2 separate regions of the Homo sapiens genome follow, and region 2 is linked to region 1. A link is a loop called in an ENCODE intact Hi-C map of the cell type or tissue named here. Cell type or tissue: heart left ventricle. All regions are shown on one strand. Links, peaks and the distances in the headings refer to the core of each region. The heading gives the core; the rest is flanking DNA.

What was found. A loop is a pair of places that touch in the nucleus more often than their neighbours do. Peaks named below come from ENCODE experiments on the same cell type or tissue, not always from the same donor. Only the 100,000 strongest peaks of a DNase experiment are listed, where the experiment ranks them.
Region 2: a loop joins it to region 1, with 4 times the contacts of the local background. A loop is called at or near these places in 51 of 110 quality-filtered maps.

What each region holds. Positions count from the first base shown.
Region 1 is chr10:80,691,210-80,707,396 of GRCh38, reverse strand. No RefSeq gene overlaps it. Among named protein-coding and RNA genes, the nearest start is that of LINC02655, 50 kb to the right of the region's middle. RefSeq lists enhancers at 7,391-7,650, 7,457-7,982. In heart left ventricle, for the core only: a CTCF peak has its summit at 7,698 (motif pointing left); a DNase peak (open chromatin) is centred at 7,706; H3K27me3 peaks cover 300 bases.
Region 2 is chr10:80,915,850-80,932,036 of GRCh38, reverse strand. No RefSeq gene overlaps it. Among named protein-coding and RNA genes, the nearest start is that of LINC02655, 270 kb to the right of the region's middle. RefSeq lists an enhancer at 4,801-5,302. In heart left ventricle, for the core only: a CTCF peak has its summit at 7,497 (motif pointing right); no DNase peak of the experiment used is centred there.

The sequences.
Region 1 (16,187 bases), core at 4,252-12,251:
CTCCCTCCCTGTTATAGACTGTCCTCCACATCCTCCAAGCTCATCCCTGGCCCTGCATGTGTGCATGCAGCATATACGAATAAGCATTTGTTCACACTATTCCCATTGCTATGTAACTGTTACAATAGCATAACCATATTAATAGTATCAACAACTTGTTATGCAAAGCATTTTGTGTCATCTCTAACACAATGACCTTCTGCAGGCATCATCATAGATGTTGTAGAGACGAGAAAATAGAAGCCTTAAGAGGTAGAAGTAACATGGGGCACAACTAGTCAAGGTTGTAGCTAGCAGAGGTTGGGCACGGTAGCTCACACCTATAATCCCAGCATTTTGGGAGGCCGAGGTGGGCGGATCGCAAGGTCAGGAGATTGAGACCATCCTGGCCAACATGGCGAAACCCCGTCTCTACTAAAAATACAAAAATTAGCTGGGCGTGGTGGCGCGTGCCTGTAATCCCAGTTACTTGGGAGGCTGAGGCAGGAGCGTCGCTTGAACCTGGGAGGCAGAGGCTGCAGTGAGCCGAGATCACGCCACCGCACTCCAGCATGGTGACAGAGTGAGACTCCATCTCAAAAATAAAAAGGTTGTAGCTCGCAGAGAATGGTAGCAAGTTTTGAATCCACACTAAATCTAAATCTAGACCACACTATATAAAACAGTTATTGCTTTCCCCAGCTAAAATTGTCTAATACCCTTTAAATTTGCCCAGTGAGATTAATTTTTCATCTGCCCCCAAGATAAATTCTCAGGATGTTCCTGGTCATTTCTGGTTATTATAAAGTCATTTGAAATCACAAAGCTCAGTCTTGATTGAGGAACTAGAAGGTCTGGCTCTATATAATAATCAACACTACAATCTTAATTTGAAAATAAGACTTATCCTCTTCCTCTTCCAGGGTTTCTTGCTGGTACAAAGCTTCTCTCTTCTCACTCTCCTATTTTCTAACTTGTTAGCTGCTGTTTCTTTTCATTTAATTTTTGAATACAGAAATTTCCCAGCCTATACAAATGTAAAGAGAATAGTATCATAAACCCATCACTCACAATTATCACCTCACCAACTTATGGCGTATCTTGCTTCAACTATCCCCCACCCAACATTATGTGGCTATTTCTTTATATATATCTGTAAATCTATGTGTGTGTATATCATGTACACATTATTTAGCTCCCACTTATAAGGGAGGACATTGGTATTTGACTTTCTGAGTTGTTTCACTTAAGATAATGGCCTCCAGTTCCATCCATGTTGCTGCAAAATACATGATTTCATTCTTTTTCATGGCTGTATAGTATTCCATGGTGTATATACACCACATTTGTGTATATATACCACATTTTCCTTATCCAGTCATCCAGATGGACAGTTAGGTTGATTCCATATCTTTGCTACTGTGAATATAGCTATGATAAACATACAAGTGCAGGTGTCTTTGTGATATAATTATTTCTTTTCCTTTGGGTAAATACCCAGCAGTGAGATTTAAGGGTCAAATGGTAGTTCTATTTTCAGTTCTTTGAGAAATATCCACACTGTTTTCCATAGAGATTGTACTAATTTACATTCCCACCAACCACGTATAAGTGTTCCCTTTCCTCCTCATCCTCACCACCATCTTCTTTTTTTTTTTTTTTTTTTTTTTTTTTTAAATAATGGTTACCATTTCTGATCCCTCCAGTATTGCACCAGGGAGAGTTAAGAGAGCAGGGAAACTTCTCTTACAACAGTGTTGTGAGCACCGTGCCCGAAGACAGTGAGACAGAGGCTGTGTTCAGAAGCCCTGGTGCTCTAGTGGGGAGACTGCGAGAAGACAATGACAGGCAAATGTGGCCTCAGGCTTCACATCTGACCGTTACCTCTGCCACGCAACAAGATCCCCAAAAATGAACTGGAAAGAGGTTAAGTCGCCTTGGGGAAACTGTCATCTTTCTGAGCTTCAGTTGTCTCATGTTGAAAGTTCAAACGACTATGTAACCTTTTTCTGGGTGGGGGTCGGGGGCTTGAGGACTCAGTGAGCTGATAAAAGAAAACATTTTGGAAAATGCAGAGTATGAGGCCAGGCACGGTGGCTCACGCCTGTAATCCCAGCACTTTGGGAGGCTGAGGCAGGCTGATCACCTGAGCTCAGGAGTTAGAGACCAGCCTGGCCAACATGACAAAACCCCGTCTCTACTAAAAATACAAAAATTAGCTGGGCGTGGTGGCAGATGCCTGTAATCCCAGCTACTTGGGAGGCTGAGGCAGAAGAATCACTTGAACCCAGAAGGTGGAGGTTGCAGTGAGCTGAGATTGCGCCATTTCACTCCAGCCTGGGCGAAAGAGCAAGATTCAGTCTAAAAAAAAAAATGCAGTGTGGTAAAATGAGAGGGATTCAATATTTGAATAAATTATAGGTTCATACTTTATAGTTATTATTTATATCTTAATGGTCATGCTAGTTACATGACATCATTCTTCTAATATTATATATAAATCTCATCACAAACTGTATCTAATCTCCCAGTAAATCCTGCCAGCAATGACTTCAGAATATTTCAAAACTTCCTCCACCTCTCTCCACTCCAGCTGCCACCAGGGTCCAAGCCTCCATCCATGGCCTCCTCATGCCCTGCTATCTCCTCTGCCCAAGGTAGCCTTTTCTCAAAAGGTGATTTTTCTTTTAATTGTGGTAAAATAGATGACCGCTTTTCATGTTTTTTAGAGTTTTTATTGAGGTATAATTGGCAAATAAAAATTGTGTCTAGATATACAACTTGATATTTTGATACACATCTCCATTGTGAAATGATTACCACAATCAAACTAATTAACTTGTCCATCACCTCACATAGTTACCGTGTGTGTGTGTGTGTGTGTGTGTGTGTGTGTGTGTGTGACGAGAACACTTAAGGTCTATACTCTTGGTAAATTTCAGGTATACAATACAGTATTGTGAACTACAGTCTCCGTGCAGTACACGAAATCTCCAGAATTTATTCATCTTGCAAAACTGAAAGTTCATACTCTTTGACCAACATCTCTCCATTTTCCCCACCTCCCAACCACCATTCTACTCCCTGACTCTATGAGTTCGACTATTTCAGATTCTACCTATAAGTGAGATTATGCAGTATTTGTCTTTCTGTGTCTGGCTTATTTCACTTAACATAATGCCCTCCAGGTTCATCCATGTTGTCGCAAGCAGCAGGACTTTCTTCTTTTTAAAGGTTAACTCAGGATTTTAGTGCAGTAGCACTGGGATGAACCAGGAGATCTCACAGTGTGTCAGAAATAACTCCATCAAAGGTGGAGCATTTTTTCTCTGCCTAGATGCAGAGATTTTGGTCTTCCACTTTTTTTTCCAAGCATCCTAAATGAGCTGGCTCCAGTGTACAGAATACTATTCTCCTTACATCTGTATATGCTGGGGAATTTGCATATTCAAAAATTAAAAGAAATGAAAGAAACAGCAGCTAACAAATGCTAAAAGGCTACCCTGAAGGAGCTACCTTCCGGCCCACAAGAACTCCACCACAGCAGAATTTCTGTGCCTCACCTCTAACTCAATATTTCCTCGATGCCTCTTTATGGAAGTTAAAGTGGTCAGAAGCTGAGTGTGTGTGGATAGCGCTATTGATTTTTCGCTCCTTGGAGAAACCAGGCTGTCAAATTACAAGGCTACAAAACAGGCTAACTAGCTTGGCAGGGGTGCCCCCACCAACTCCACATGGCTCTTTCCCATCCTGTCTCTCACCACACTGGCTTGAAAGACCCCCGTTTCTCTGTCCTCTGCTGTGGACCTGCCAGACTCGGGAAGGCACCGGAGCTGCACCAACCAGCCCAGCGGTGGGTTTCTGCTGTTCTTATTTTTAGCCATGATGCTACTCCCAAAGAGAAAATAAAAGCAAATAAAATTTAGACTGTTGCAACTGATCTCCAGTCATTACAGAATGTTGCTACAGCAACCAACAGGGGCTTGACACTATCTTTCCTCCCCATACCTCCTCCACCTCATTTCTGTGACCCGGGAGCAGGACCATTCCAATGGCATCAGCACCATCTTCTGCGCAGGGCTTCTGTCCAACGTCTTTGAGAATGGAGCTACCCGGGGCCCAGCGCCAGGCAGGCAGCTCTGTGCATGTTGCCTGTTAACTGACACACCAGCCCCCCAGCCAACCTTGGTCCTAAGATGACAGATAAAGGAAGGTTAAGCAAGGAACTGATCACTGTTACGCACTTGAAAACAAACAGAGAAGGAAAGTAACCTCCAAAATGTTTTGAAAGAAAGTTTTACAGCCTGGATTTTTCCTACTTCCCTGTAAAGTGTTGGGAGACTCCTCAGTCACCTCTGCAGTGTAATCCAAGAAATCTGATTTTGGTGGCCCTGCCCCCTTCCCCTCCAGGCTCCTCAGGGACCTGATGTACCCTCACCCATCACCCTCACTCCATCTCACCAGGGACCTGTCTTCCTGTTCAGTCCAGTGCTGTCATGTTCTTTCCCTCTTAAGGATTCCAAAATGGACTGGTTAAAATATGCATGCTGAGTTGTGGGTGACAAATAGTAATGTATGAGCTTGCGGGAGGAAAGACTGAAGTTCTGTTCAGGTCAGCTCTGGGTCCCCTTGGGGGAGGAAAAACTGAAGTTCTGTTCAGGTCAGCTCTGGGTCCTGAGGTGACTGCACTGGGACCCCGGCCCCTCACACAGTCTCAAGTGTAATGACAATACCAATAATGAGAACAGGCCACATGAGATCCAACACACATGGGTACTAGCCAGAGGTCTCACAGAGGCACAGGCGAAACCCACATGCGTGTGAACACGAGCTGGTTAAATATCCAAACCCTCGACAGCTACTGGTGTGCATGCTTGATGGTGCCACAAAGGGAATAACTACAGAAAATGACTTCTAGGTAATAGGTAGCAAGTTCAGAGCTGTTCTATTTCCATCTGAAGCAAGGCCGCCTATAAAACCCTTCACACGCCAGCAGCTCAGAAAGAGGAAGGCATTTGTAACAGGCAGCTGCTGTGGCCATTCATTGCTGAGGGTGTACAGACAAAAAGCCTCCTCCGTGGCCTGAATCTCTGCAGCAAAAAATAGCCACAGAGAATGCTGGGCCTGCAGAAATGCAGTTCATGACAAAACACAGGCATGGGGACCAAGCGGCAGCCGGTGCTGGCCCACAACCAAGTTCTACACAGTCCTCCCACTTTCGCCTCAGATCCCTCTAGTCTCAGGGGAAATCCTTCCTGCAGGTTTGTCCCAGTTGCTCATCTTGTCTGCCTCAAATTCCTTCTCTCCTTTGAGGCTAAGACCTTGGAAAGTAAATCCATAAAGACTTGCTATTTCCACTGTCAGCTCTTCCTCATCCCTGGAGATCAGAGTCCAAGCATCAGCTTAGATGGAGGAAGGGAAGAAAAGAAAGCAGGTTGCCCATATCAAACATTACACCCATGAAGACTCTGACATGCCTCAGGAGGCCTGGATCCTCCCTTGTTCTGCCATTGATCCTCCTTGTGGCCTGGGTCAACCCCTTCCCTCTCTGATCCCTGGGTTCATCTGCTCGTACTCCACAGAGGCAGAGTTCACAGTTCCCTCCCAAATACATATGTGTCCTTAAGGCCAGGAACTATGTACTTTGGAAGATGATGCAAAATTAACGTGTGCTTAATGAAAAAAGTTACTGCTTTTTGAATAGTTCTAAATACTATAGGTATAAGTAACTGTTCCAAATGTATTGCACACATTGCTCAGTTAATTCTCATAGCATCTTGTGAGAAAGGTACTAATTTTGTTTTCGGTTTAGAAAACAGGAAGCAGGAATTTGAGACACAGAGAAGGCAAGTCACTTGCCCAAGGTCACGCAGCTTGGAGTGGTGGAATCATGACTCAAATTCAGGCAGTCTAGTGCAGGGCTACTCTTCACTGCCAGGGCTCTGCCGTTTCTGGAGACACATCCCACCACAGTGGGAATGCAGTAATATGCGGATGTCATTCAGTGCCAGCCTCCCCAGCTGCCCACCTCTCAGCTCCCTCAGACCAATGCAAATCAGGTGACTACAGGGTGGAAAAAAGACTAGGGCTGGGGCCCAGCCGGGCACATGGACACAGATATGCTGGTTGTGAAATTGATGAAATACTTCCAAGCTGGCTGACAAAAAGTCACTGCCCCAATCCACCTACCTGCTGGCCTGGCTGCCAAGCCCCTCCCTACTCCCTGCTCAGGATCCAGCCATTAAAGGGATGACCCTTGGCTTTAGATGGGGCCTCCAGGAGGCACCTACCTATGTGGCAGCTGCAGCCCACAGAGGTTGCTGCAGTGTGTCTGTCAGCCCCGCCCTGGCCCATGGCTCTTCCCAAGTCTGTCAGGTGTTCAGGGGTGACTACGGGGACTGGAGCCTCCAGTGTCCAGCTGAGCCTCTTTCCCTGCCCTCTCTGTGTGGGACCTGACTCCTGGCCAGCTCTGGCCTTTGGTCCCTGGTTTTCCCCCCAGGCTGGTGGTTGGCTGTGCTCCTGGGTGGCATGGTTCCTGCCTGTCCTTCCCTTGGAGCTAGACTCTATTCCTATTTCCCTTGCACGGATCCCGACGCGTAGCCCAGTCTGCCACTGGCACCCCCAGCTGAAGCCACAGCACTCACATCTCTCCCTTTCTTCTCCCCGACACATTGGCCCTTCCAAATTGCCTGGAGTTTCAGGCCTGGTGGCGTAAAGAGCAGCTCTCTCTCTCTGGGAAGGGGATGGGTATCCCTGTGGCCCTTGATTGGTGCCCTCCATCCACCAATATAGGCTGCCCCACTCCTCACTCCCTGCTAGAAGCTCTTTCCCCCATTTAAATCCCATTCGGCATTATTGGAAATCTACTGCATGCCCTGCATTAGTGTGACGTGACTTAGTTGAGAAAATTGCTGTATGCTCAGCTGATGGTAATAACAACCACTTAGCTCTAATAACTGCCTGTCAGACGCTGTCCCTAAGTGCTTTATATTTATTAAGTTAATCCTTACAGTAAACCCATGAGATAAGAATTGTTACCATCTCCATCTTACTGAAGAGGGCTCTGAGACACAGAGAGGTTAAGAAACTCACTGTATCACACAGCAAGTCATAGAAGTGTCTAGATTCAGATCCAGCCCCTGTACCTGCAACTGCCACACTATGGCTGACATGCTACCGTACAAAGGGATGACTATCAGGACAGGAAAGACCTTAGACATACCAATTCAAGTCCAAACAGGAATATTTAAGAAAATGTTTACAATTAATTGGTTTATCCCAAGACTTCCACATCTCAGGGGCAGCTTTGGAGCAAATGAAACTGACCAGCTGCTGGGGAACAGGCCCAGGTTTCCAGGGAGAATCTTCCTTTTTTGGCTACTAGGGGGCTTTCGCCCTGTTCCAGGGAGAGTTCCAGGCTGCTTGGGAGCAGAGCATTCTGGCTGGCCCCAGCCTTGCCCACCAGCCACCCCTGCCTGCCAGCAAGCCCAGGGCCACGCGGCAGCTTTATTCTCTCCAGCAGATGTGTGCGTAGAGGCCGTTTTCTAGGTGAGGACAAACACCCTGTTTCCCAGTCCCCCGGAGAGAAGATGCCGTGCTGGACAGGAGCCCTAGCAGTGCAGAGTCCCCTGCTGGGGACATGCAATTTGGGAAGAAGCCTAGGGCAGACGGTTTCTCCAGCCTCAGCCTGCTCTCCTCGGATACTCAGCTGCGCGGCGCCACCTGCTGGACAGACCGAAAGTCTCCTCTTTGGCGATGGCACCAGCAACCCTGGGCTTCCCTGAGGCCACCTCCCCTGGTCCCCCTCAAGTTCCTCCAACCCTAACCCTGGCCAGCAGGAAGGGGAGATCTTCGCCTTCCAAAGAAAGCTTGTGCCGTGGGCACTGGTCTCCGCATCTGGACATTTCACAGGATCAATCAGTAGCAGGATTGTTCATTTATTTATCTGCATTACTTGTCTTTGTTCTGATTCTCAGGGCTCTGACTTCTCCCAGGTCACTCTCATGTCACTCCTTGCTTAGGGATGCTAATTCTTTAAACTCTTTGAGCCTCAGTTTCCCCATCTATCAGGATGGTGCAGGGCTGTTATGAACAAGAGAAAGTGCCGACCTAGGTTATTGCACACCTGCCTAGATAGAGCCAGGTGCTGGGCTCACAGCATGGTGGCCCCGGGTGTCTGTAGATGTTCTCAAGCGCTCAGATGTTGCTAGAACATACCATTTCCTCTGGACAGGGTGTATATAAGCACTGAGCCCTTTTGAGATGAGGGTTCTGGACAGTTCCCGAACCCTCCTACCCATGGGATTCGAAGAGTGTGAGACTCAAATCAAAGCCCCAGCAAAATAACAAATTCCTACATAACAGTAACTCTCAGAGGAGTAAAATCAATAATATTCACATATTTTAACTCTCAGGAGTAAAATCAATAATATTCACATATTTAACACATATTTATTCACAGTTATTATACCTGAAATGCCCAGGTCTATTCTATTTCACTTAATAAATGTTATTTTTTCCTCTTTTTTGCTCCTTGTTCCCTCTAAGCCTATTCTTTCTTATCTGTTATGGGCTGAATTCATGTTTCATATGTTTTAATATGTGGATATGTGGAGATGAGGCATTTAAAGAGGTGATTAAGTTAAAATGAGGCCATTAGGATGTGCCTTAATCCAATATGACTAGTGTCTTAAAAGAGGAGGAAATGTGAGCACACAGAGACACCAGGGGTGTGTGTGCACAGAGAGAACCATGTGAGGACACAGGGAGAAGGGCTTCTGCAGGCCAACAGAGGCCCCAGGAGAAACCAACCCTGCTGACATCTTGATCACAGACTTCCAGTCTCCAGACCCATGAGAAAATAAATTTGTTATTTAAACCACCTAGTCTGTGGTGTTTTGTTATGGCAGCCCTGGCAAACTAATCTATCATCTTAGTATAATAAAGTCAGTTGCTGCTCAATGAAACAGGACTTTAGCCTACATGGAGGTCAGACAGGAAGCATGATTTTATAATAAAATCATGGGCCTGGATGTGGACTCACACTCACAGAGGGCAGAGCCTGGCATGAACCCACACATCTGGCTTCTCACCACAGTTCCAGGCACAGTGCTGGTCATTGGACCAAGTGGAATTGAATCGTCTACATTGCACAGTCTGGCAGGACCTGCCTGAGGCCCCTGCAAGGTCCCTGCTTGGATTTCTGCTTCTCTTCATCCTTGATAGAGAGTCACCAATTCCCCCTTGCAGAGAAAACTACTCATAAACCACAGTGCAGGGGTCAGGGAAGGGCAGGGTCATGTCTCTGTGGGGCTCTAAAGAGAGGCTGCAGTTTATGACTGTGTGAGATGTTTACAACAGACACATTTGTTTCTCAAACTGCTCTGGGGTTGCTGAAGTGAATTTCCTCTAAAGCTGGAAAGTGCCCATCCATCTGCTTGATGCAGCTTCTCTGGAGGCAAAGAGCAGAGACTCCGCAGCTGCAGTGGATTCCTAGCTGGAGAGGGAGGGCTGATCAATCAAGCCACAACTGGGATGGGTGCTGCAGGTGTCCCTCTACAGGTAAAGTGGCCATTTCTCTGAACCAAAATGCTATTAATTTTTTTAAAAAGGATAAAAAGAGGAAGGAAGGAGGGAAGGAAGGAAAGAGGGAGGGAAGGAAGTAAAGAAGGGAGGGAGGGAGGGGAGTCAGTTCTGAAATGTGAACTTATTTATATAGTTTACCAAAGATTTATAAAATCAATCATATTTTCAGTTTTAATACATTTTGTATTGAAAATAGTATAATTTCATTAAAACATACCAAAATCATTCAAAATCATATCTCATTTAAATCAAGAGTGCCAGGTCTGAGTGTATTAGTCCGTTCTCACACTGCTATGAAGAAATACCCGAGACTGGGTAATTTATAAAGAAAAGAGGTTTAACTGACTGACAGTTCCGCATTGCTGGAGAGGCCTCAGAAAACTTACAATCATGGCGGAAGGCAAAGAAGAGGCAGGCACCTTCTTCACGGGGCAGCAGGTCAGAACGAGGGCAAGCAGGGGAAATGCCAGATGCTTATAAAGCCATCAGACTCTCGTGAGATGAGAAGAGCATGGAGGAGACCACACCTATGATTCAATTACCTCCACCTGGTCCCGCCCTTGACCTGTGATGAGATTTTGGGTGGGGACACAGCCAAACCCTATCACTCAGCTTGAGCCTAAGCTGCATCCAGACCTATTTTGAAGACAGTGAACAGAGGAACAGGGGCTCCTCCTGGGCAGAGAGGGAACCAGGCAGAACAAGCTTGACCCAGGAACAGAGACGGTGCCCAGGGACCCAAGAGGGGTGATCACAAAGACACTGAGGAATCTGTCCTCAGGCCAGCCAATTCCTAAAGGGAACAAAAATTAAATCAGGTAGCAGCAGCCTTTCCCTTAAAAACGCAAAGACCCAGGCGTGGGCAGCACCTAGTTTGTCCTGAGGAGGCAGGTTAGACTCCAAGTATGAATGGATTTGTTTTCTGTGTACTTCCTCTCCCTTCTCACAGGTGCCCTGGGCCACCCCAAGCTGAAACAAGACTCCAAGACACAGATACTGACCTAGGTAAAACATGACCTGCAATGTGTTTTTACCAGGGCAAGTGCTTTTATTTGGTGACAGGGACAGAAAAGGAAAGTGAGGAAGGAGAAAAGTCTTTGCAGTGGGGAGAGGAAGAAAGACCAGGATGCAAAAGGATCGGGGCCCCCAGTGAAAGGGACCAAGCACAAGCTGTGCTGGAGGGCAACGCCCTCATCAACTCCATCCTGCAGCCAACAGCCTCAAATCAGTGTAAACCCCTGTGAACAAATGGTGGGGACTTGGACAACATTGATGGGGATGGGAACACAAAGAGAAAGCCTTGTCCCGGACCAACCGACATGGAATGTCCCTACAATCCAGGGCAATGGTGGGCCCAGTCCCAGTGTCAGTATCATATAGCCCTGGGAGCCAGCAGCAGAGGCAGCACCCATGCCATCGTGCTACAGTGCACTGCAGTGCCGGCCAGCATCAGGAGGCCCTCAGAGCACTAAGCAGGGTACCTGGCAGAAACCTACGGCCCCTGGTAGGAGAGGCTATTATGGTGAGAGCTGGAAGAAGCAGAGAAGCAGGAGGCTCTGGCAGAGGCAGCCACACAGCAGAAAATGGCCAGAAGCAGAGTCGCTTGTGAGCACGTGGGAGAGACACCCTGGAACTCCCAGGAGTGCCTGGACTAAGGAGGGAGGTCCAGGCCTGTGTAAGCCATGCAGACGGCTCCTGGCAGTGTAACCCCATTTGTGCCTCCAACCAGACTGGTGAGGACGGAACACCCTGGGAATAGAACTGGTCTAAGACATGGCTGAAAATGCAGCTCCCCGTTTGGGAAAACCCATCTGCCAAGGTTACGACAGATCTGATGGCAGGGAAACACAATAGCAGGCACATCATAAACTATGCAAATGAAAAAGCAATGTGCAATTTTTAATTCTAGGAAAATGAAAAGATGTACAAGAAGGAAAATGCAATTATAGCACCAACTTGACCCGCAGTGAACAATGTTTTTAATTAAGTTGAGAGGACCTGGGTGGATGAGGAGACTGAAATGAGATGGGGGCAGGAAATAGGCGAGCTGAGTCCACGTCAACCTGATGAGAAGTCAGTAGATAATTGCCAAAAACTGATAAGTTAAGAAGCAGCCGTCAAAACTTGTAATTCAGGGAAACAAAAAATGAACAGTAGAAGAAATAGCTAGAGAATTGAGAGAGGTTGTGTCCAGGGAGCAGGACTGAGTATGATGGGAGAGGGGGCAGCAGGGGCCTGTGAGGCCCTGTGTTCAGCTCTCAGAGTGATCTTGGACTTGTGAACTCCACGCTCTGGGTCTCAGCTTCCCCATTTTTATTATGATGGTGCTGTCGAAGTGACCACTGGTGGCTCACCAGCTCTGCAGTTGCAGGGCTCTGGGCAGGTGGTTATGTGGATGTATGCACAGTGGGTACTGCATGTGAGAATAAACACATTTTTCATGATCATAGTAACTGGGCTGTCACACAGCTGGGCCAGACCAGCCTCAGCACACATCTCAGAATGGCCTTCACACTCAGACACGCATGTGGTTTACTCAGTGCAGCCTGGGCCCTTCCTCAACTCAGCTGAAGAAAACTGTCCTGTCTCCAAGGCCAGCCTCAACCCACCTGCTCCGAGGCTGAGGGCCTGGCCACAGGAAGGCACCTCTGAAAGGGCATCTTGTTCCTACTGGAGTCAGGGAGCCACACTTGGCATGGGTTGCTCTTTACTGCAGGTGTAGACAATCATCCCAGCAGAGGGCACCCCCAGCACCCGAGGCCTCCCCGACCCCATCCTCCATATCCCATCCCTGCAAACGTGCCATGTTAGCCTCTGTCTGGTGAGCAAGACATAGATATAGAAAAATGAAGAATGAATGAATTGAATGAATACATACATACTCTAATAAACTGTGCATTGAATATCTTTGTTGTACACCAGAATTGAAGAACTTAAGGCAAGGAAGAGATACAAAGCAAGCAGAAACCAACATGCACATTCCACTCAGAGAGAACAAAAAGATCATAGTAACAGAGGCCTTGAGTTCCTTATAAAGGCTTCTTCTCAAAGTAAATCTGTTGTGGGGAAATAAGGAAAGTGTTGCCAAAGAAAGCAACTTGAGCTACTGTCAGGAAATCTTCCAGGGCCAGGTATCCAGCAAGGCCATAAGTCACCATGTGGCCAAATGGCCCTCTCTATTGTGCACTTGTATTGCAAGTCAGATGGGAAATGCTCCTGGAGATGCCAGTCATCTTAAGTCTGAAGCTCTAAGGAGGAAAGAGAAATAGCAGTGTCTAGCACCTTCTCTGCATTGCCAACTTTTTATATATTATCTTCTTTAATCCTGGCAATGGCCTCATGAAGTAGGAATCATTGCCCTGATTGCAAATGAGGAAACAGAACCTCTAAAAATCTTGTCTATCTTCCCCTGGTTTCCATTTCTTGTGAATGTCAAAGCTGAGATTCAACTCCAAGGCCAGATCATGGCAAGACACACTCTACTCCCTTACCTACTAACTTGAAAAAGACTTCTTTCACACACTTCCAGGGTGCTGGCCCTCATGACCTGCTGGGGAGAGACACTCGGTGTCAGAGCCCAAGAGGGAAGGAATGTGCCTTGCCTGTTTTCTCTGTGCCTAACTCCAGGAAAGGCTCAATACATTTTCCAAGCTGGGGAGTATAGATGGTCACAGTAATTTGTTGGTCAAGGAGGGTTGAGAGGAGAGTATGAGAGAGGAACCCAGGCAGATGTATTCCTTTTAGAAATGGGGTGTTCATCACATTTTGTTAATTCTGTCTTCCCTACCAAATGGTTCTGTCTCTTTTTTCCATTTATTTTAAATGCATTTAAACCAACTGATCATTTAACAATTTCTGTGGGTTTTCTGGTGTCTGTTTGGGGTTATTATTTTCATTTTGTTTTTGTTTGACAGTGTTGAATCATCAAAATATTGCAAAGCATTTTTCTGGCTCACTAATTGATAGACTCCTGCCTAATTGCCTGCTGTTTCATTTCTTCTTGTTAAAATGACACAAGGTTTTCAGTTCTGCTGCTTCCAAAAAATAAATGGTGCTGCTTGACTAGCCCTCCATCTGCGCCTCCACCAGGGTGACAGCACGTGCCACGAATCCCACAGATCACTGGCCCTGGGCAGAGGGTTGGGGTGGAGGCTGGGAAGGATGGTGGGTGGAGAACAGTATCCTTCTAAGAGAGCCCCCTGCATTCCTGAAGCTCCTTCCCCAGGTCTTCTCCCTAACATTACCCCATGGATCCATTGCCAGCTTCAGCAGGTCACGGGTACCTATTTTCTGAATTGCCAAATGACGTCTGAAGCTGGCGGAAACTAGGAGCCCCTACGTTTAACCATGAGACTTTACATGTGCCCAATTTATCCATCCATAAACTACAGCCTTATACCCACTGGCCTCACCCATGCCAAAGAACTATGCTTCTGCGGTACTAGGGGCAGGTGAGGGCCCTGCCCAGTGCTCAGCATGTGGTCCTTTCCGGCATCCCACATCTCTACCTCCAGCTTCAACCCTGTCTCGGGTCCCATGGGCTCACCTTGGATTTAGGACTGGCACTGTCCTTCCAGCCTCACAGGACATGCTGTGCATGCTGGCCTTTGCCCCAGGCCAAGCTCATCTGGCCCTAACCCTGGGCTTGTCCAGGAGGTTCAGGTTCACCCAGGTCCCAGGATAGGAAATCAAATCCCCTTTGGCAACATTAGAACTTCAAAAAAGGAGGAACCCAGACTAGGTCAAAACATGATCTGTCTGGTTCTCTGCCCTCCAGCTTTCTCCCCCAGCTGCTGGGACCAAGGGCTCTACCTCCAATTTCAGGAAACTTCTCCTCTGACATTATGTTCCTTTGGAAGCTAGGGGATGGAGGATTTCTTCAACTGCCTGGCCAGGATAACCAGTCCCAAGCATCTGCCTAATGGTGAGGAAAGGGGACACATGTTTGGTGTCTGGGGCCAGGCCTTTCCACTCTGCCTCATCCCTCTGCCTTGCAAGTTCCTGGTATATGTCAGGGGTAGAGCTGCAGAAAACAGGGGCTTCACTAGAAAATGTTTCTGTTCCTAAGCATCCCTTTCCCCACCTCTCCCCATTAGCAATGGGAATTAGGGGCATGGATACATTTTTCTGAGCACACCTCTGCCTTCTGCATAGATCAAACCAGAGATCGGCTGGGAGCCAATATTACAGTCCTGGCGTCCTATGTTATAGAGAAGGAAGCACTGAGGCTCAGTGAGAGGAAAGTGGAGACAAGGCCACAGTGTGAGCCAATGGCAGAGCCAAAACCGGAACCCAGGAGCCAGACTTCTAACCTGAGATTGTCCTAATTCCAGACTTAACTATCTCCCAGAAGAAAACTCAGCACCCTGATGTCCCTCTAAAGACATAGCTGTGTCTGTAGACATGGAGCACATTTGCTGGCAGACCTGGCTTGTCGGCAGCACCTGCAAAAAGGGTCAAAGGTTCTGACTGACTGGAAGGGCACTGTGATATGCCGGCTACAAAGTTACCATTCACCAAGTGTGAAATCAAAGGATCCACTGACTAACCACTGTCACGCAGATCTATCACGTGCACATACACACACACTTAGTTTAACAAACTTTCAATGCCAAAGTAAGAGAGATGCTTCTCTTTCTTGATCAGACTTCATGTGGAGGACTACATTTCCTTTAAGAGGAAAACTGACAAATTAGAGCATTCCCAAAGAAGAGCAACCCGAAGTCGAGCTAACTCAAAATAATGTGAGGCATTGTGCTTAAACATCCAGAAGTTTATAGAAGAGAAGACTAAATACACATTATATCTGAACTCAGATTGCTGAAAAATAATGTGGAAAAGACAATGGAATTATCGTGGGTCATTTTAGAGGGCAGAGCTGGGTTCAATGGAAAGGGATAAGAGAATAACGTTTTAACCGCTGGAATGCTTTAAAATTGGAAGTAGTGAGTTCCCCTTCATTTCTAGGGGGAACTTCTATTCCAAACAGAGATGGGAGACACCCAAGGACTTGAGATTCAGGCAACAAACATGAGTTTGAACTAGATCAAGTTGATTCCACAATCAGATAAACTCTAAATTCCTTATGCTTAAGTTCAGAGTGAAGACAGAAAAGGGAAGAAGGAGAGGGTATTGGGTGTCAGAGCCAAATTACCCTCTAGGAGACAGGGTCACAGGAGGTGACAGTGCACTCACCAGTCTGTGTGCCCATCACACCAGAATGATGACTTCTTGCAATCCTTCCTCTATTTGTCATGAGTTCTTGGTTGCACATTGTAGAAGATCATGTATTTTCAGGCAAAATAAAGAATGTTTATTGTAAGAACACAGGGTGTCTAGTGAAAAGTGGAAAATTGGTGAGACTTTCCCCTCTCTTGCATTTTTGCTTCTCCCTAAATATCAATTTATTCTTCTTTATCTGCAGACCACTTTACCAGATTCTCCAGTCTTAAATTCAAGATTTTAGAATTCATTCTGCAGGATAATTGGTTTCTCTAATATGCTTGAGGCTAGTTATCACCTGGCATGCTTGTTAAGGAAATCAATCACTATGCCTCCAACTAGATGCACTGGTTTGGAATTTCTGGAGAGGAGTCCCGGTATTTTAGAAATTCCTGTCATCA
Region 2 (16,187 bases), core at 4,209-12,208, 220 kb before region 1:
AAAGATTTGTGTCAATTCTTCTTAAAACGAGTCATACAATTCACAAGGCAGGCCATCTGGTTCAAGACTTTTCTTTGTTATGAGATTTTTGACTACTGGTTCAATCTCATTTTCAATTATAGGTCTATTTATATTTTCTATTTCTTCTTTTTTTAAAGCTTTATTGAGATATAATTCATACACTGTACAGTTTTCCCATTTAAACTGTACAACTCAATGGTTTTAAGTACATTTTACAGATATGTTTAATTATCACCAGAGTCAAATTTATAACATTTTTATGACCTCAAGAAAGAAACTCTATCCCCTTTAGCTATCATCCTACTTTCATCCTGTGTTCCCCTGCTCCACACCCAAGCCTAAGCAACTACTATGTTCCAACTCTATAGGTTTCACTATTTAAAACTTTCATATAAATGGATTCATATAATATGTGCTCTTTTGTGACTGACTTCTTTCACTTAATATAATGTTTTCAAGGTTTATTCATGTTGTAACATGTATCAGTTCTTTATTATTTTTATGACTAAAGAATATTTTGTTCATTCATTTTGGGTTCCTTCTGCCTTTTGGAAATTATGAATAATGCTGCTATAAGTATTTGTATACAAGTTTCTATGTGCACATATGTTTTTACTCTTCTTGGGTACACACCTAGGATTGGAATTTCTGGATCATATAGAAAGTCTGTCTTTAATCATTTGATGAACTGCCAGATTGTTTTCCAAAGTGGCTGCACCATTGTACATACTCGACAGTATATGAGGTTCCAATTTCTTCAACTCTTCAGCAACATTTGTTTTTATCTGACTTTCTGATTACAACCATCAAGGGGGTGTAAAGTGGTACCTCATTGTGGTCTTATTTGTATTTACCTGATGACGAATGATGTTGAGTGTCCTTTGTTTATTGACCATTTGTGGTCTTTCTTGCAGATATTTCTATTCAAATAATTTGATTGTATTTTAACTTGATTGTCTTTTTATTATTAATTGACAAAATTTTTAAATTTTTTTAGGTATAGATTATCAGATTGCAAATATTTACTTCCATTCTGTTGTCTTTTCACTTTTTTGATGGTGTCCTTTGAAGCAAAAAGTTTTTAATTGCAATTAGGTCTAGCTTATTTCTTCTCTCATTGCTCATGCTTTTAGTGTCATATCCAAGAATATTTTGCCAAATTCAAGGTCAGGAAGATTTACCGCTACGTTTTATCATAAGAATTTTACAGTTTAGCTCTTACATTTAGGAATCTGGTCCATGTAGAGTTAATTATTGCATATGGTATAAGGTAGGGGTCCAACCTCATTCTTTTGCATGTGACATTCCAATTGTCCCAGCACTATTAGTTGAAAAGATTTCTTTCTCCTTCTAATGGTCTTAGGACCCTTGATGAAAATCACTCAACCATAAATGTATGGGTGTATGTATGGACTCTAAATTCGATTTCATTCAGCTATACGTCTATCCTAATGCCAGTATACAACCTTGCTTACTGTTGCTTTATAGTAACTATTGAAATAAAAAAAAGTATGAGTCCTCCACTTTGTTCTTTTTTTCCCCCAAGGTTATGGATCACTTGGAATTCCATATAAGTTTTAGAATTAGCTTGTCAATTTCTACAAATAAGTAATTCAGGATTCTTACAGTGATTGCATTGAATCTGTTAGAACAATTTGGGAATTATTGCCATCTTAATGTTAAATCTTCAGATTCATGAACATGGAATGTTTATCCACTTATGTAGGTCTTCTTTAATTTCTTGCACAATATTTTACAGGTTTCAGGGTACATGTTTTTGCATTTCTTGTTTAGTTTATCACAAAGAATTTTATTATTTTCAATGTTGTAAACAAAATATTTCTCTTAATTTTATTTTCAGATTATTTATTTCCAGTGTACAGAAATACAACCGATTTTTTAAATTTTGTAATCATGCTTAATTCATTTATTCTAATGGATTTTTAGTGGATTCTTTGGGATTTTTTTATATATAAGATATTGTCATCTGTAAACAGAGAGAGCTTTATTTCTCCCTTTCTATTTTGAATGTCTTCTATTTTTGTTTTTGCCTAATTTCCCTGGCTAGATCCTCTAGGAAAACATTAAGTAGAAGTGGTGAGAGTGACATCCATGTCTTGTTCCTGATCTTAGGAGCAAAGCATCAGTCTCCTACCATGAAGTATGATGTTGGCTCTGGGTTTCTCATAGATGTTGTTATTGGCTGAATGTTCATGTTTCTGCAAAATTAATATGTTTAAATTTAACCCCAATGTGGTAGTATTAGGGCCTTTGAGAGGTAATTATGTGATGAGGGTAAAGCCCAAACAGTGTGATTAGTGCCCATATAAGAATAAGCCAGAGAGTTAGCTTGCTCTTTCTGCCATGTGAGAATACAACAAGAAGTTAGCAGTCTACCAGAAGAGGGCCCTCACAAGAACTTGACCATGCTAGTTCCATGATTTTAACTACCAGCCTCCAGAACTGTGAAAAATAAGTTTCTGTTGTTTGTGGGCCACCCAGCTTATGGTATTTTGTTATAGCAGCTGAGCTAAGACAATAAAATTCTAGTTATTTTCTTAGTGATACCTGGGGATTATAATTAACCTCTTAAACTTATAACAATCTATTTTTAATTAATTCAATTTAGGCTCAATAATATACAAAATCCCTGCTTCTATACAGGCTACCCTTGCCCCTTTATGTTGTCACAAATGACATCTTTATTCATTGTGCTCCAATTAACATAGATTTACAATTTTTATGTATTTGTCTTTTAAATCATTTACAAATGGAAAGAGTTACAAATGAAAAATTCCACAATACTGGCTTTAGTATTTACATATGTTGCTACCTTTGCCAGGGTTCTTTCTTTCTCATATGATTTCAAGTTACTTTCTTGTGTCTTTGCTTTTGCCTGAAGGACTCTCTTTATCATTTCATGTGTTACATGTTTGCTAGTGACGAACTCCCATCACTTTTGTTTATCTGAGGCTCTCCTAACTTTCCCTCCATTGTTGAAAAAGAATATTGCTGAATATGGAATTCTTGAGTAACAGATATTTTTTCCTTCAGCACTTTTACTATGTCATCCCACTGCCTTCTGACTTCCAGTTTCTGCTAAAAATTGGCTGTCAATGTCATTGAGGGTACCTGGTATGTGACAGTCACTTTCCTATTGCTGCTTTCAGATTTTCTTTATTTTTAACTTTTGACAGTTTGATCATAACATAGCTCAGTGTGGACCTCTTTGCATTTATCCATCCTGGAGTTCAATGACCTTCTTAGATATGTAGTTTTGTGTCTTCTATCAAATTTGGGAAGTTTTCAGTCATTATTTCTTCAAATATTATTTCCCCATTCTCTCTTCTTTTGAGAGTCCCATTTTGAGTATATGTTGGATGGTGCCCCAAGGGTCTCTTAGGCTCTGTTTATTATCTTCATTCTCTTTTCTTTGTGCTACTCTTTCTTAATAATTTTAATTAACCTACCTTCAAATTTGCTGATTCTTTCTTCTGCCTGCTCACATCTGCTATTGAAATCCTCTAGTGGATTTTTTACTTCATTTATTATCATTCTCAGCCCCAAAATTCTTGCTGTGTTTCTTTCTATAACTTATAATTCTTTGTCAATATTTCCTATTTGGTGAGACATAGTTCTTCTGGTTTCTTTTAACTCCTTGAGCATATTTAAAACAGTTGACTTAAAATCTTTGTCTAGTAAGTCATTCAATGTCAGTGATTTCTCAGGAACAGTTTCTGTAGTTTCCCCTATGCATGTGCTATACCTCTTTTATTTGCATGCTTCTTATTTTTTTGTTGAAAACCAAACATCTTGGAATATTATAATGTGGCAACTCTAGAAATATGATTTTTCTTCCCTCTCCAGGGTTTGTTTTTGCTGCTTACTTTGGGTAGAGTTGTTTGCTTAGTGACATTTCTAATAATTTTTGTAAAGTCTAATTCTTTGTCATGTGTAGTCTCTGAAGTCTCTGTTCCTTTAGCTTGGTCAGCTAGGGTATTTACCGTGTCCACCTGGGATAAAGAAAGAAAAAGCAGGAAGAGAGAGAGGAAAGAAGAGAAAGAAACTTTCCCAGTCTTTGGAGATTGGCTCTGTGTTGGGACACTGATTTAATGCTTAGCCAGGCAATTTAGAACTCTGCCTTAGCCTTCTTTAACTGTTTGTGCTGAGCCTAGGGGTCATCCAGAGATAAAAGCTTAGGGTCTTTTCAGATTTTTTTCTGAGCACACGTTTTATGCCAAGCTTGTGTGTGACTTTCAAAAGTCCCTGATATACATGGGTGATATTCTTTCCCTAATTTCCCAAAGAATCTTTCTCCCAGGCTTTCAGCGTGTGTACTATTTGTGTCAACTGTAATCTTTAGCCCCAGATAGCACCGGGTTGCTCATTTGCCTTACAATGTTTTCAAGAAATACCCTAGGTATAGGTGCTTTCCTGCCCTGAAAAAGTTCAAAACTAGGTAAAACAAAGGCAAATGCTTTATATCAGTTCTTCAGGTAGTCCCCAAACAGTCAAAACAGACCAAAAAAGTTATTTGAGATTAAGTTTTTTTCTGCTCCGTCCAAAAGCAGGGACCAAGGCTTCACACTGGGAACAGCAGCTTCTGTCTTTAGACCACAACTGAGCTAGGGATGGCAGAGGGGTAAAAGCAGATAAAACTGCCACAAAGCTTTCTTGCCATTTTTACGTTATCTTTTTTGATTCAGTGTTTGCTTATTTGCTATAAATTTTTGACTATTTCCCAGAGTTCTGACAAAGTTGATTCTGACCATTTTCATTCAATTTTTCAGTGTTTTTTCTGGAGAGGCAGGCCTTTGGAACTACCTACTCTGTCATTTTAACCGTGGCCACTAAACTCATTGTAATTTTAAGTCAGTTATGATCAACTTGGCCCATTTTTTGCCTTTGCCTCCCAGTTTTGGGAGATTTTTTAACAGTGTGACATTTTAAGTAAGATCCCCTGCCTTTGAATTTCAGCTCTCCACTTACTAGATATGTGATCTTCAAGTGGTCACTCCATGAGGCTTAGTTTCAGTATTTGTAAATTAGGGATGATAACAATAACAATCATGTCCAGCTGTGAGGGGATATTAAAAAATGACAAAATGAATTAACATACTTGAAAAAAATTTTAAATTATAACATGAGAAAATACCAATTATTTTCAAATGTAAATTTTTTAAGTTGTAGTTTAACTTTCATTCCCTCAGCCATTCAATCCTATTCAAAATCTTTCAAGTATTTGTACTTAAAAAGACCTTTGTTTGATTATTTTTTATCAATCTTTCCAAAGACTGTAATATTCTTGCCACTTATTTATCATAAAAATATTTTAAATGAGAATGTATTTATGAGGAACATTAGCCAAAAAATATTATAAAAGTGTAAAACAGAATAAGATAATACACATTTTAATGTTATTGAGGGAAAAGTATATCTAGGGTTGCTCAAAATACTTGTTTCAATCAAAGACAATCAAAGAAAGTAAAGGTTTTGCTATCTCAGAAACACTACCACTCAGCTATTCAGGAACTTCCTTTCTCCAGTTCAATTTTGAAAGTTTAGAGTTCTTGTCAGAATGACACATAAGAATCACCTCTGGAGGTTTTTTGTTTTTGTGTTTTTTTAATACAGGTCCCTTTCTGAATTTGGAATAAGAATTAGAAGCCAAGCATATGTATTTTTAAAAAGCTCTGTAGAAAATTATGATAAGCAGTCAGGATTGAGAACCATCAATTTGAGTGTTTCTATATTGTTATACACAGGGGATACATTCCAAGACCCCCATTGAATGCCTGAAACTGAGGATAATACCAAACCCTATATAAACTGTATTATGTGTTTACATATACATGATACTTATGATAAAGTTTAATTTATAAAGTAGGCACAGTAAGACATTAACAATAATAATCAATAATAAAATAGAACAATTATAACAGCATGCCAGCATCACTAGTCTTGCATTTTGGGGCCATTATTCAGTAAAATAAGGATTACTTAAACACATGCACTGTGATACTATGATAGCCCATCTAATAACCCAAATGGTTGCTAAGTGACTAACAGATGGGTAGCATGTGTACAGCATGGATATGCTGGACAAAGGGATAATTCACGTGTCAGGTAGGACAGAACAGAAAGGCTTCAGATTTCATCACACTACTTGGAATGGCATATGATTTAAAACTTATAAATCTCTTTTTCTAGAATTTTTCATTTAATATTTTCAGACCACAGTAGACCTTGGGTAACTGAAACCACAAAAAGCAAAATGGTGGATAAGGAGTGACTATGTATAAAGACAATCAAGAGTAATATGGACATCCTAACATGCCACAGACCTTACTGTGCATCAATTTTACATATGCATAAAACATCATCACACCTATTAATATTTCCCTTGAGTCTGATACCAACGAATGCCATAGAAAAGTAAATTTTCCCATCTTACCATTCAACTGAGCTCAGAGTCAATGGACGATTCATCCAAGGTCAGCCTGCTAGGAAGTGACAGAATCACAGTCAGATCTTAGTTTGATATCAAGCCCAGTTCTCTTTCCACAGCACCAGATATGAACTTTTATAATGTGTTGTTCATACAGCTTTCTCATCTCTCATTCCTAACATTCCTACAGTGAACACTTTTTGGAAACCCAAGTCTTTTAAATTATCTGTATTTTAGGGCCTAGGGCCTTAACTTAGTCAAAGATTCTTGTTCTCCCTATCCTGTGTAAATATTGTGATTCAACATGCCATGCTCTCACCAACATCTACAGTAGTTCCACACATTTGTTTATCTACCTAAGATTCCTGCCCTTAAAATCTTCCTCCTTAGATCAACGCAATCTTTCCTTCCCTGGTTGTCCTTCTGGGTGTCTGTAGACCTACAGAAAAGCACATGATGTATGAATTGTTATTTACAGTCTCCGTCCTCATTGAAAATCTCTGTGTCACTCAGCAATCCATATCAGGGCTTATATTGTTCTCACTCTCTATTGCTTAACTCTTCAAAATTTCTCTCACTTTCTAGGCACTTTTCAACTCACTACCATCAGGGCTCTGTCCTGATTATTCCACTGAAACTGCTCCTGCAAGGAGCCCCTAATATCCAAATACAGTAAATTGGCTTCAGGTCTAGCCTTTTTTGACCTCTCTGTGGAACTAAAACTAGACCATTCTTTTTTTCTTGAAATTGCTTCTTTCCTTTATAGTACTCCCAGCTTGCTGTCTTATTTCCTTCTTAGTAATTTCTTTTCAAGCTTCTTATCTTGTTCCCGGATGTTATGTAATGACATCTCCTGAGGAATCTGTAAGGTTTTCATCCTTGACCTCCTCTTCATACTCTATACGGTCTTCCTCAGAAAAATCACCCACTCCTTTGACATCAAATATCCGACATATACCAACAAAGCTTTCATGGATCTCTGTAATTATGGAGTTTGGGGAATTGTGGAACTGATCAAGGAAAAAGATATGACCACGAGGTGGCAGTAGCACGCACATGCTTTATTTGGCTGATGTGTCTGAAACATCAGCCCCTGCAGCATGAGACCATGGGTAGGAGGGCAAGGGAACTCTTAGGGAAAAGGAGTATCGGAGAGGGGTTTACATGTCTAGTTTCTGTCTCGCAGTAGCAAGGCATGAAGTCTTTGGGTCAGAGAGCTCCAAGTGGCAGTAGCAACTTGGGGTATTAAATACCCAGGGTTTTATTCTATCTATAGCTAGCAGATGTTAGATGCAGTTTTGTGGGGTATGCAAAGCAGGCAGGCTCCAAATGGCTAAAAATCTGCTTGTTTGAGCTATATTTAAAACAATTGGGTGTGTAGCAATTTGAGTTTTGGACTAGTATGCTTTTGAGCTAATAGGTCTTAGCCTGCCATGAAGAAATAAACAACCTAGGGACTAACATACAGAGGGCATCATGGGTCATTTATATAGTAGTTGGTCAGATTTCTGGCTGAACCTCAGGAAGCTCAAAACTAAACCCAATATATTTCTACTAAATGTAGTTTCTTTTCCTCTTATTCTATCAGAAATATAATATATTGTGCCATTGAGACTAAAGTACTCCTCCTTCCTGTCTTTCGTGCACTTTAATCCATGACCATTTTACTGATTGTACTCTCTTCACATCTTTTACTCTCTCATACATTATTTCATTCCTCAGTGGTTTGGATTATGGCTTCTCTGTATCTTGCCTAGGTTATTATCACTGTCTCTGAAATAATCCTCTTCTCCCTTGTCCTGCTATTGCCTGGTACATTCTTTGCACTACCATTGAGATAATTTTTCTGAAACTCAAATGTGATGTTACTTGCCCGGTTAAAACTTTTTTAACTCTCCGTGATGTAGAAGAGGTGTTGGCAAACTATGACCTCTAGGCCAAACCCAGCCTTCCACCTGGTTTTGTAAATAAAGTAGTTTTATTAGAACACAGACACTCCCATTCATTTGTATATTGTCTATGGCTGCCTTCGTGCTACCACAGCTGAGCTGAGCAGTGGCAAATAAGACCACATGGCTCACAAAGTCCAAACTAGTTGCCCCCAGCCACTTACAGAGAAAGTTTGTCAACCCCTGGTCTAACTGTAAAGTTTGGAAGCTTGGCACGACATACAGGACCATTCAGGAGGTAGCCACTTTACATCTTAGTTTTATCCTAGCCCATATTCCCCACTGCTACTCTAAATCGCACCCATATGGAACTACTGGTAGTTTCCAGAATGTACCACGATACTTCATCCTTGATGCTGTTGCTCCTTCTACCCAGTATACATTTCCTCTGTATATCCATTTCTCATTCACCTCCTCATTTTTAAGATTTAGGGGCTACTTATTCTGTCAAGCCTTTCTTAAATCTCTCCCAGAGTAGCACTGACTTCCTTTCTGCCTCACTGTACAGACTTTGATCATAGCACCAATAATATTTTTTTATGTTTAAAAATGATTTTATTCTACTCAGGTGACATTTCTACATTTAAAATCATATTCCTTCAATTTTGAAAGCATTTTATGCCACTGTTTTTGAGAAGTCTGATATCAGTCTGATTCTTGATACTTCGGATATCACTGTCTTTTATAACCTTTTTAAGATCTTTTTATCCCCAGTGACTTTAATACCTTTATTTTTAGAGCATTTTTAGGTTTACAGAAAAACCACATTGAGCAGGAAGTACAGAGCTCCCATACATTCCCTTACCCCTCCACCCACACACACATGGTTTATTACAATTGAACCAATATTAATACCTTATTATTAACTAAAGTCTATAGTTTACATTAGGGTTTACTTTTCCTATTGCACATTTTGTGGGTTTTCACATATTTATAATATTTGGCTAGCATTACAGTATCATAAAAAAATAATTTTACTGCCCTAAAAATCCTCTGTACTCAAACTATTCATCCCTCTTCCCTGCACCCTCCAACTGCCCCCCAGCTCATCATCTGGCAACCACTAATCTTTTTACTGCCTCTTACTGTCTCTACAGTTTTGTCTTTTTCAGAATGTCACACAGCTGCAGTTATAGTTTGCAAGCATTTCAGATTGGCTTCTTTCACTTAGTAGTACACATTTAGGTTTCCTCCATGTCTTTTCACGTCATGATAGCTTGTTTCTTTTCATCCCTGAATAATATTTCATTGTCTAGATGTATCACGGTTTTTTTTAAATCCATTCACCTACTGAAGGGACATTTTGGTTGCTTCCAAGTTTGAACAATTATGAATAAAGCTGTTATAAACCCTTGGGCACAGTTTTTTTTTGTGTGTGTATCCATGAGTTTTCAACTTATCTGGGTAAATACCAAGAAGCATGATGACTGACTCATATGATAAACATATGTCTAGCTTTTTTAGAAATGGCCAAACTATCTTCCAAAGTGAATGTATCATTTTACACTCCCACAAGCAATGGATGAGAGTTCCTGTTGCTCCACATCATCACCAGTATTTGGTGGTGTCAGTGTTTGGATTTCAGTCAATCCAAGAGGTATGTAGTGGTATTTAATTGTTATTTTAATTTGAATTCTCTTAATGACATATAATGTTGAGCATCTTTTCATATGTTTATTTGCCATCTGTATATCTTCTTTGGTAAGATGTCTGTTCAGATCTTTAGCTAATTTTTAATTGGGTTGTTTACTTACTTACTGTTGAATTTTACCAATAACCTTTTACTTTTGTGATAATTATCAACAATATTACTAATAATGAGACCAAACATTTATAACTACTTACCAAGTACCAGATGTTGTGACAACTGTTTTATAGACATTATTTCATGTAATCCTCATTATAATGCTATTATTTTATCTACTTTTGTTCATGAGTAAGTGGCTCAGAGAGGTTCAAGAACTTATCTAGGATCACACAGTAAATAAGCACTAGAGCTAGAATTGCAAACCAATTCTCAAATTTCTAGGACCATAACCATAACCACTGCAAGACACTCTTTACCTTCCTTTCACTGATGATGACAGGCTTATTTCTTCTGGTTAAGCTAGGAACATCAAAAGGGTGGAAGGGGTAGTGTGCTGGAAGTGGGGATGGATGAATGCATCAATCAGTACCTATATCTATAGCTATCTAAATCTGATTGGAAACTGGAGATAAGAAAGGCATCTACATCTAAAGAGAAAACAAAAAGCCTGGAGAACAGATTCTACTTAAAGTTGACTACTTTGAATGCTATTTTTTTTTTTTAGAGAAATTAAATTTTCGCCTACAGTCAAATTGACAACAGTTTAAAGTGTGAGGTTTTTTTTTTTTCTCTCTCTCTCAAGTCACTAATGGGGCAATTAGCAATTTCTAATTTGGTCTGTTACTCACTTTCATGTGAATCAATTATTAACCCAAGTAAGTCGATCATCATAATTCATTTAGCATATGAGGGCTTCTTCCTTTAGAGACATGTATACATCTCTGGACACCAAGGCAATTTATAGAAATTATACATGTTATACAAATGTCATGTAAAAGATGAAAATAAGGCTGTTTATTAAACTTAGCACAGTTCCTGTGCTTATACTAATGCATAGTGATTAGAATTCTATTCATTGGGGATGAAAACATTTGACCATTTCAGGCTGCCACTACAGTCCTCCTGGCTTCTCTCACTTCTACACCTTCTCCTCCTCTGGCTGCTCCTTGTGGTTTTACATAATTATTAAAATTCCACTCCTAGTGAAGCTGTTACATTGTCTGGGGTATATACCTAGGATTCATCATCTCGCGGCAGAAAAATTGAGGACACGGAGACACACCAGGAGTTTAGGAATGGAGGTTTAATAGGCAGAAGAAAAGGGAGAGAAAAACAGCTCTCTCTATTGAGAGAAAGGAGCCTTCCCAGCAGAAAAGACTGACTAGTGGCGGATGCACATTTTATAGTCCAGCTTGAGGAAGCGGTGTCTGATTTAGGTAGGGCTCACAGATTGGTTCCATCAGGTGTAACGTTTACATAGCGCTCAGAGAAGGCTGGTCGCCCCACCCTAACCTTACGATGCAAATAAACTCTCCTTGGCCAGTGCCATCTTGTCTGCTCTTTACTGCACACGTGGCTGGTAGACAAGGGAAGATGGAGCTGCCATCTTTAACACATCTAGTCCCTAGTTCCTGCCGGCATTCACCCATGCAAGCTCCCAGCTTGCTTGTCTATGTTTGCAGCTCTACTTTACAGACTGCTCTTTGTTAGGAAATGATTTGGGGCTGCTTTTCATTAAAAAGAAAAGCCTTACAGAGGACTCCCATACCTTTACTGTCTGCCTAAGTGATTTCTTCTTAACTCCTATATCACTAGAATAGGAACGAAATTATTTTCACCTTCCTCAGGAAGACTCTCTAGTGGAATCAGGCCTGAAAGAGACGTTTCCAGCCTTTACTTCTCATCCTGCAATCTCAGCACCCCCAACAGGCCAGTGCTTGAAAATGAGGGGTTCCTGCTGCTGAACACCCCAGCTCACATTTTGGCCCCACTCAGATTCTTCCCTGAGCCTCAAGCCTTCGGGCCACATTCCTCCTTTCCCTCACTGCTTTCCTTGATTCTAAGTCTTAAACTACCCTCCCCCTTTAATCTTCCCTCTCCACCAAATCACCCTCCTTCCTTGTTTTGAAATATAAATCCATTGAATGTATTACTCAAAACATTCACTGCTTTTCTCTCTGAGAAAAAGAGACAGAGAAGAATATGAACAGGAAGTGATGAAAACCAGTGCAGGGAAATGCCCAATATTCTAGCAAAGTATGCCAATTTTGGAGTTCTCATCTCTCAGCTACAGTTTTTGACAACATGATGCTACGTACAGATAACCTGAAGGTCTTTTGTTTTCTTTCACTTGGGAACATGACTCTCTTAAATTCCCTTTATCCAGACATAAGCACCTTCCTAACCCTCACCACAACAAACAAAAGCTACTATTCATTAAACACAGACTAGGAGTAAGACATTGGGATGGTGTTTTTGTTGTTATCTTATTTCAGCCTCTTTGTATTATCTTCATTTTTATAGATAAGAAAACTGAGGTTCAAACACATTAGTCATTTGCACCCAAACACAAAATGCTTGTACAGTACTGAACAAGGACATGAAGCCATGTCTTTCTGATTCCTGAATCCACCCTCACTTTACTTCATTGTCTGCTCTCTCCAGAAATAATGTTAGGATATTAGATAAAAATAAATGGCATTTAGGCATCCTCTCATCCTAAACAGGTCATGTCATCTGTGGCCAGGCTGCTAACGCAGTCACTCCGCACCATGCTCTAACACCCCTTCTCTCTTAAGTAGACAAGAAGGAGGGAGCACATTCTTGTTGAGCTGTATTTCAGCAAGGGAATCAAGTCATTTCCTCATCTATATTGTGAAATATAAAACTCTCTAAGGCCCTATCCTCTAGTTCATAAGTCTCTCTACAAGAGAAACCTTGCCTAATACATCACTCTATATATAGCACACTCCATGTAGAGCACAGAAGAATTCTGGATGTCTAGCAGGTGCTTGACATTTTTATTTTATTTTTTATTAAAATGCTGAACTTCGCTATTCACATCTATAATTCAAGGATGCTGTTTCATCATTTTCCAAATCAATAATAATAAAAACAATAACTGGAGAAAATATCCCAAACTTAAATGGCATCTAATTTAATATAGATATTATGAAACACTTCAAATAAAATTTCTCATTAATTCCTCTTCCAGCCTGTCAGTTAGCAAATAAAGGAAATATAGAGGGAATTTTGGTCTTATTAAATTGTCCAAAATTATAAAGTTCTGGAATATACATTCAAATCCATGACTTGGTTTCCTCTTAATTTTTTAGTTTTAACAAATAGGGCTTTATTTCCCTGCCTGTCCAGGTACCAATAATAGAAACCATTGAAAGTGTCAGTGCAAATATGCTTCATATTACCATTAGGGCTGGCAAATTTTGATAATAGCAGCATGAACTCACAAATGTATCTCAAAATTCAAAAAATTAAATACACAAATACACAAGCAGTTCCTTGCAACAAATATGCTCTTAATCTGAAACATTCCCTACAACGGAAAAACTGAATTACCAAGAGTCACCAATTAAGAGACAATTAGCACTCTCCTGGTTAAACTCTTCTGTTCCATAGTACTTCTTAGGATTACCAACTAATTTGTGATTTCAAAACAATCATAGAGAAGGCAGACACAAAACTCCTATTAGGGGTCCTGCGATTTTTCAGGATGTGTTCAATTCACATTCGTCTTTTACACCAGAGCAGCAGGTAAGCACTGGGAACAAGAGCTGAAGACACCATATAAGTCAGAATTTTAAAGTACATTCCTAATAGGAAATATAGAATCATTTTAATATAGATATTTTAATCCAATAGGTTTATATTTTTAATTTTTTGTTTTAATTAAATATTGTGGACAAGAACTTCCTTTTATTTCTCATTAAATATAAAGGTTTTCGAAACTGCTATAGGTTTAAAGGTTGTTAATTTAATGAAGCTGGCACAATGATGCAGCATATAGGCTGCTTAGCTCGAAGAAGCTACTTTCTGACCCTTATCTTCACTGGGGATGAAAGGACAACATAATTGCCTGTCTCTGAAACATTTGTTTGCCACGTATTGCAACTCCTCTATCTATCACATTCAAGGCAGTCTGCCCAGCTCTGACGGTTGATGTAAATTGGCCCAAGGCAGGAGTGAGCTCTGAGCTTATCAAGGTGGGGTGCAGCTGCTCCATCATTGGCACAGGTGTGGAGAGATCGGAGCAAGCCCTTGCCACTCTTCACATGCACTCCTCCTAATGACTTTGCAGCTGGCAGAGCTGCAAGCTGAAATCCACCCAGATCCAGTGGCGGGAATTAGCACTGTGGGCAGCTTAGATCCCCAGACCAGGGAAACCTCAGTGAAGCCAAATTAAAAAGACTAACACAACTACACTCACATATGGTTTTCAATGCATTGACAGGAATGATGATGAGCAGGACAGAGGCAGGAGGAACAAACATAACAGGATGTTATTTTATCAAATATGATACACACCTACATATATACACACATACCATGTATCTCAAACATATTACATGTTTTTATAACCTATTTTCTTCACCTAAATAATGTATTTTAAAATGTTGACATTTCTACAACCAGCATTTCTAATGTCTACGTGGTGTTCCATTATATGTGTTATATCTCTTTACGTAATCAATCTCAACATTTGATATTTTGGATATTTCCAGTTTGGGCTTATTTTTAAGTGCTGTGAGGAATAGTAGTAAGAAATAGTTCATACATATTTCAAATAATCTCCTTAGATAAAATTTGTAGAAGTGGGATTATTGGGGAAAAGAATATAAGCATGTTTAGACAATTTTTGACATATTATCATGATACTGTCTAGAAAAGATGACGCCCAGCAGCAGAGAATGTGACACTGGGTTAGAGAAAGCTTGGCTTGTTTGACATATTGGAATCTAGAATATCTTGCAATTAATAGTATTTTATTTGAATCTTTGTGAGATTGAACAAGATTTCATAAATTCATCGATGTTTGCTTCTATTTTGGTAATCTCTGATTATGATGTTTACTAATTTTCCACTGAGTTTTAGTCTTTTATTGATTGATAAAGACTCATTATAAGATGTTTAAAATAGCTCTTTGCCAAATATTTTACAATAGTACTTTGCCAGATTGTAGTTTGTTTCAAATTTTAATGGCATTTTAGGCTATGTGGATTTTTATGTTATCAAACGTATTAATAATTCTTAAATGATACATAGTTTCTACCCCAAGTTGTAGGCTTAGAAATTCCTCTACCACCAAGAAATTATATAAACACATTAGATCTGTGTCTCACAGGGAATTTTTTGGTCAATAGAGAATTTTTTTCTGTGTGTTGTGAAATGACTGTATCCAAATATCCCAGCATTTTCAAAATTCAGAAACATGAAATCTCTCTAGATTTATTTAAGAACCAAATTAGTATTCGGTTTTTTATCATATAGATGTGTATCATTGCTTATTATATTCGTTCCAAAGAACAATAAGAGAGAGACCAGGTAAAATATTTGTAAATGTCCTCTGTTCCTTTATCAATAAATGAGCTTCTTGCTCCCTGAACCCTATCTATCATTAATTGAGCTTTAAGTCTTGATTTAGGAAGAATAAGAAAGTGACATGGGGAGGATAAAATTAGATCAGATAAACTAAGAGAAAAAAATAATACCATCCCTTTGACGCTTGTTGAATTTTATAAAGATGAGGTAGACAGAAGGAGGGAAAGGTTACGTATGAGAAGCTGTTTCTCCCTGCCTCTACCACCATACATGGAAGGTGATAGTAGGAGACTGCAGGGAGGCTGCCATAGATTGAATATTTGTATTCCTCAAAATTCAGATGTTGAAATCCCAACCCTCAATTGGATGGTATGAGGAAGTGAGGCCTTTAGGAGATAATTAGGTCCTGAGGGTGGAGCCCTCATTCGTGGAATTAGTGTCCTTATAAAAGAGGCCCCAGAGAGCACCTTTGCCCCTTCTGCTATGTGAGGACACAGTGTGAAAAGATGGCCATCTCTGAAGCAGGAAGCAGGCCCTCACCAGACACCGAATCTGCCGGCCCCTTGTATTTGGACTTCCCTGCCTCCAGAAGTGTGAGAAATAAGTTTATGTTGTTTATAAGCCA